2 separate regions of the Mus musculus genome follow, and region 2 is linked to region 1. A link is a loop called in an ENCODE intact Hi-C map of the cell type or tissue named here. Cell type or tissue: heart. All regions are shown on one strand. Links, peaks and the distances in the headings refer to the core of each region. The heading gives the core; the rest is flanking DNA. Region 1 overlaps Sema3d (sema domain, immunoglobulin domain (Ig), short basic domain, secreted, (semaphorin) 3D). Region 2 has its middle 140 kb from the start of Gm6647.

Evidence for each region. Peaks named below come from ENCODE experiments on the same cell type or tissue, not always from the same donor. Only the 100,000 strongest peaks of a DNase experiment are listed, where the experiment ranks them.
Region 2: it touches region 1 in a loop (16-fold over the local background); 37 of 42 quality-filtered maps call a loop at or near these places.

What each region holds. Positions count from the first base shown.
Region 1 is chr5:12,561,137-12,563,951 of GRCm38, forward strand. Sema3d (sema domain, immunoglobulin domain (Ig), short basic domain, secreted, (semaphorin) 3D) reads left to right here. Exons shown (of 18, transcript NM_028882.4): 12 at 2,013-2,235. Among named protein-coding and RNA genes, the nearest start is that of Sema3d, 180 kb to the left of the region's middle. In heart, for the core only: a CTCF peak has its summit at 1,232 (motif pointing right); no DNase peak of the experiment used is centred there.
Region 2 is chr5:13,628,012-13,630,826 of GRCm38, forward strand. No RefSeq gene overlaps it. Among named protein-coding and RNA genes, the nearest start is that of Gm6647, 140 kb to the right of the region's middle. In heart, for the core only: a CTCF peak has its summit at 1,246 (motif pointing left); no DNase peak of the experiment used is centred there; H3K4me3 peaks cover 599 bases; H3K27ac peaks cover 496 bases.

The DNA of each region.
Region 1 (2,815 bases), core at 182-2,681:
CTTGACTCATGAATTTCTGAATTTTGAAATTCTGATTACTGTGTAACTACAGCTACAAAGTCTGAGGATTTTTGTTGTTGTTGTTTCATTTCTATTTTTTTAAAAAATTATTAACTCAAAGGACTCTTTCCAACATATCATACAGTCAAAATCTTGCTTTTAGTGTTAAATCAATCAGACTGACCTGACGACGTTCTGAGACATGTGCCTTCTGGGAATGCCTTTGAGTAAGTCTCCAATGTACAGACTAGACTTGGGAAAGAGCGCAGTGTGATCTACGTTGATATACATTTCAGTACACTTAACAACAGGCTCCTTCCTCTATTAAGCTGACTGACTCTCTGTGGATGAGGCAAATGCACAAAACAGGGATAGACACACAGACTTTGCCAGCCTTCAGTGATAGAGATGCTAAATGAATACCAAACAAGCTAATGATGTAGGACATTTCTATTCTCCTTCACACAGACCTAGGACAAACAAAACAAACAAACAAACAAACAACCCAAAAACAAAACAAAACAAAACAAAACAAAAAAACAAAACAAAATGAAACAGGAAAAAAAATTGACATTGGGAAAGGGTCAGTTTCTTAATAGTAGCCATTCAAGACTTCTGTAAAGATAAATATTCTCAAATTAGTTAAAAGATGACTATCAAGTCTTTAAAATTGTTTGTGTAACCTCTTTGGTGGACATTCTCCTTTAAAATGGATCGTTATGGTTGTATTGACATGCAATCTGGAGGGATAGCTGTTTACCCCAGGATCTTCAGCTAACAATGCACCTTTGACCCCTGAGGGGAAGACCCTGAAGCTCTGGCATGAATCTAATTAGTCCCTAATTAAAATGCCTTTGTTCAGTGGAAACTTCATTTTGTGTTATCACTTTTTAGAAAACTTTGATTTGTTTTTAGCTTTTGTTTTTATTTTATTTCGATACTATCAAAAGAACTTTAATATAGGTTTTATCTGATGTCATAAATTTTATTTCATATACTTGTAATGATTAAGTATAAGTTTTATTCGAGTCATTTGTCTAAGAAGAATTAAAATGTGATGTTACCTTTTATTAAAGACAACTTCCTAGGATGCCGCTTTTGAAACATAAATGAAACATTATATGAAAGAGTATATATACCTTGTAAAATATTCAAATTGTAATGTCATTCCTTTATTTTAGATAAGTGTCATAAACTCGGTGCATATCAACTTGTGCTTTTATGTCTGACCACCAGAGGGCAGTTGATGCTAGCTCTTTCTTTAATACCCGCTCCCAGGAAGCAGTTCTAGGCAGAAATGAGACAGGACCTGAGGTGCCTTCTCAGAGCCTAGGCTCAGGGGAAAGGCTGCAGGTTGGGGCATGGCCTAATTTTCAGAGTAGCTGTAGCAGAAGTGTATAATTACAACCTCAAGCACTTAAAGCTCTTTTGGAGCTAATTTTATGACGTGTCGACTTGATCCTTTTAATTTTTAATAAACAGGAAAATTGGAAAGGAATCCTATTTTTTTATTATTGAAAATAAAAGCTTTCTATACATTCAGGGGCTTAAAGATCATTTTCATGACAGCTTCATCAATTTAAGCTTCCAGTATCATCATTAGAAACTTTTGGGTTGTGGGTGGTAATGCAATTTGTTTTCGTTCTGGAACATAGGCTGACTTTGAACTCTGCATTTGTTTGGGTAGCCTCTAAAACTGGGTCCTCCTGCCCTGGCCCTGTTTTGTAATTAAATGGATGTACCATCTTGCTTGATTTAAAAAAAAAAATCTTTATTTAAAACAATAATATTTTTAAGAAAGAAACATTACACTCGAGAAATCTTGGAAAATTCAGGTAAAGTCACATAATTTTGAATGTTTTGGAGAAGAAGCATAGATTTAACTCTATTGGAGCTGCTCTCACCACACATCAGAGTTCCTCACTGCTCTGTCATCTGCTTAGTCTTATCCATGGCACGAACCTTTCTGGTGTGTAGGTAGCGTGTTTATTCCTGTGCACCTTTCTTTTCAGTGTCCAAGCAAAACCTATGACCCACTGATTAAGTCCACCCGAGACTTTCCAGACGATGTTATCAGTTTCATAAGGCGGCACCCTGTGATGTATAAGTCCGTGTACCCAGTGGCAGGAGCACCGACCTTCAAGAGAATCAACGTGGATTACAGACTGACGCAGATAGTGGTGGATCACGTGGTCGCTGAAGACGGGCAGTATGATGTCATGTTTCTCGGAACAGGTATGATCAGACCACACTTTCAACCAAAGAAACTATTTGTTAATGGAGAAATAAAACAAAAACCTGCAAAATGTTTGTCATCCAAAGTCAAATAAATATTAAGTAATACCTTGCCAGCTTTTCCTGAACTTGTATAGGTGGTACATTTAAATAATGATCAGCAATGTCTGCCATCCACACTGAAGTTTTAAAATGCATATATTGTCGATGTTTTTCACACTGTTCCAGACTAGTTGCTCAAAACGTATCTGTCTAATCATGGAGGAATAAAAGTAAGTAAGGTGAGGCTGTGTCTCCATGTTTACCTGTTGTTGCTACAACCGGATGCTGGGAAATTCTATCCATAATTCTCCGTTCACTAGCCTGGAAATCAGAGACTTGTTAGCCTACAGACAGTTCTTAGAATCATTAAGCATTACTTGGTAAATGCTTTCAAATAAAACTTCTTGGAAGTTTACTTTCTTGTCCATGAATTTTGAAGATTAAAGTTAATTTTGTGGAGACTGGAGAGATGACTCAGCACTTAAGAGCACTAACTCCTCTTCCAGAGGACCTGTATTCAATTCTCAGCATGACCATA
Region 2 (2,815 bases), core at 63-2,562, 1.1 Mb after region 1:
AAAAAAAAAAAAAAAGTAAAAGGTACACTTCGCCTGATTTAGGATTTTGAAAATTCCCCACAGCTGCTGGGGGAGGAGAGTATTTAAGTACACTGGGCTCTTAGGTGAGCAGCTTTGCCCCATTAGCACGTAAACTTGGAGTATGTGCACAATGCAATGCCCAGGTGTCTAGCTCTATTTGTAGCACATTTTGGTATCAATTAGAAAGCAGAAGGCAGAAGGGGGAGCCTTAGAGGAGGAAGATATGGATCCTACGTGGTTGCCATGGGCTGAAGACCACCTCTTCCTTAAAGCGCACCCTCCCTCACTAACAGTCGCCGCTTTTCTAGGCAGAAACATGGCAGAAGGCTATGATTCACTGTCTATCGACCACTATTGTTGCAATTGCCTTGGAAACGGATTATTCTAGAGAATGTTTGCCTCTTCATTGTTTAGTCTGTTTCTCACAGAAAGACAAAATTGACTAGGCTAATTTTCTGAGATAAGGATATCTGAGCACTTAAGATTTCCTTAGAAACACGAAAAAGAAAGAAGAGAGTCGAAAAACTGCCACCATGTGTCTTCTTCCAGGAATGAGATCTTTCTGTTATAAAGTTAAACAATTACATTACCTGCATAGAAAACCTTCTGTGCAAAGACCGAAATGGATAGGTGATGATTTCCTCGTTCTACTAATAACAAGTAATGATGCAGACATTAAAGGCACTGGATCGTGCTCAATGACGTTTCCACCACATACAGGGAAGAGTAGTAGCCAAAAGGTGGCTTTTTACTCTAACATAGATCATCAAAAGGCATCCCCTGTCCTCCCTCCAGTTAAAAACGCAAAGTTCTCTAGAGCAGTTGTGCTCACCCGGGGAGCTCGCACTCATCAGGTCATTGTGAATACAGGAAAGAGGAAATTGCGTCTCAGCCAGCTTGACACAGACGCGAACAGGGCAGCTTTCTTATTGCTTAAGCATACAATGCGGTGTGTTCAGGTACACTGCAGTTTCTTTCTCACAAAGAGCCAATCCAGCCCGAACGGTGAGGGAAGACGCTGCTGGAGGAGGATTTATTGAAATGCTGTACATCTTGAAAGGATTACGTGCACCTGCACATAAAGAATCTCAACGGCTTTAGACACACGGGCTAAAGGCGCCGTCTTTATTACACTTCTTTCAAGTGTGCATACTTGACTGATAATCTGGACAAGTTTCAAGTGCTCAGGGTCAGTGCCGAGGAGCAAGCGCGCCACCTACTGGTCAATATGGTCAGGACCCACCAGAAAGCCTTCAGACTACGTGGGGGCGAAAGGACCAAAGTGAAGAAGAGATCATTTCTTTAAAGCTGAGTTACAGAAATTGTGAAAAGTGGCAGTTTCCCCCAGGTTTTTATCCCATTTTCAATTCCATGAAATTAGATAAAACTTCACTGTAAAAAATAAATTGGGAAGAAGAGGTAAAGGAGAAAAAAAGATGTCTTTTTTCAGAACATTTACAGGAAAATTCTCATTTACAGTAAGAGTGCTTTTTTATTGTTGTTGTTGTCGTTCCCTTCTTCAAACTATTTCTATTTCCTTATAAGTCACTTTAACTAAATTAGCTGTTAAGCAACGTGGAAAAACTGGATAGCTAAAACGTCGTGTTCTCTATGCAAGCACATTAATTTAAATTGAGGCAAGCATATATTAAAATATAACAAAGTTTAATAGATTTGTTATTGCTCAAGTATTTTGATTAACTTTTCTTTTGCTTAAAATATTATACTTATGTAAGATAGTTTTCATACTTCATTTTTAAATTCTTGAGATGGAATCTTTAATAATTTACTTTAAGAAACTATATATTTAAAATTGTTTTTTAAATAATTATCTTGACATATTTCTACATAATCTGCATATATTTTACTCCTATCTATGCTGACTTGCAGAGCTCACACTTAGGAAGTAGTGAAAATTTCCATGACTACTAAGATGTAGGAGGCTGTAACTGTAGGCCTTCCTAGACCTCCCTCCAAGGACCTGTGGCTCCACATGTCAGCTGCTAGCCTCTTCAGGTCCCCACCAGCTGCAACACACTGAGCGTCCTCAGGCTCGTCCAGCCTGACATTATCAGAGGGAGAAGAATGGTCCCAGACAGAACTGCAAGGGCCAAGGATTGCCTCCTACTGTTTAGTTCAATAGGCCAGCTTAGCTTTTGAAGTTCCTGTCAGTTCGCTGAGCCAGAATTCGCTCTCTGTCTAGACTTGCTCTTCTTCCCTTCTCGCTTGTCCCCTGTGAAGGATAAGGCCAGTTTCCCTAGGCATCTCCTGCAGGTAAATACCACCTCAGCGAGAAGACAGGTGGAGCCTGTGATGTCAAGACCACCTCTTTTTGTTCTACTCTCTTCTATGGAAAGACCATAGTTCTTAATTTCATTCAAATATTTTCATCTATTAAAATGTAATCAAATACATCATAGATTTTTCTAAAATAAAAATGATACAAACTGTATGCTTTTTCCCTCAAGTGTAATTTATATCATTGGAATATTTTACCCAATCCTATATGTATAGGCATGTGTGTATATTGATGCTTTCATAGATGGTTTATTTTATGAAAGTGATGTTTTAACTTCTATTTATTGCAACTATAGAATGTTGATGTCTAATATAAGCAGATGCTGAGAAAGCGTTGTGTGTCACAAAGGAAAATACGCTCTGAATAATTTTAAATGATTTACTGACCTTTGCCAATTATATGGTGACTTGAGAGAGAGAGAGAGAGAGAGAGAGAGAGAGAGAGAGAGAGAGAGGGAGAGGGAGGGAGAGAGAGAGAGAGAGAGAGAGAGAGAGA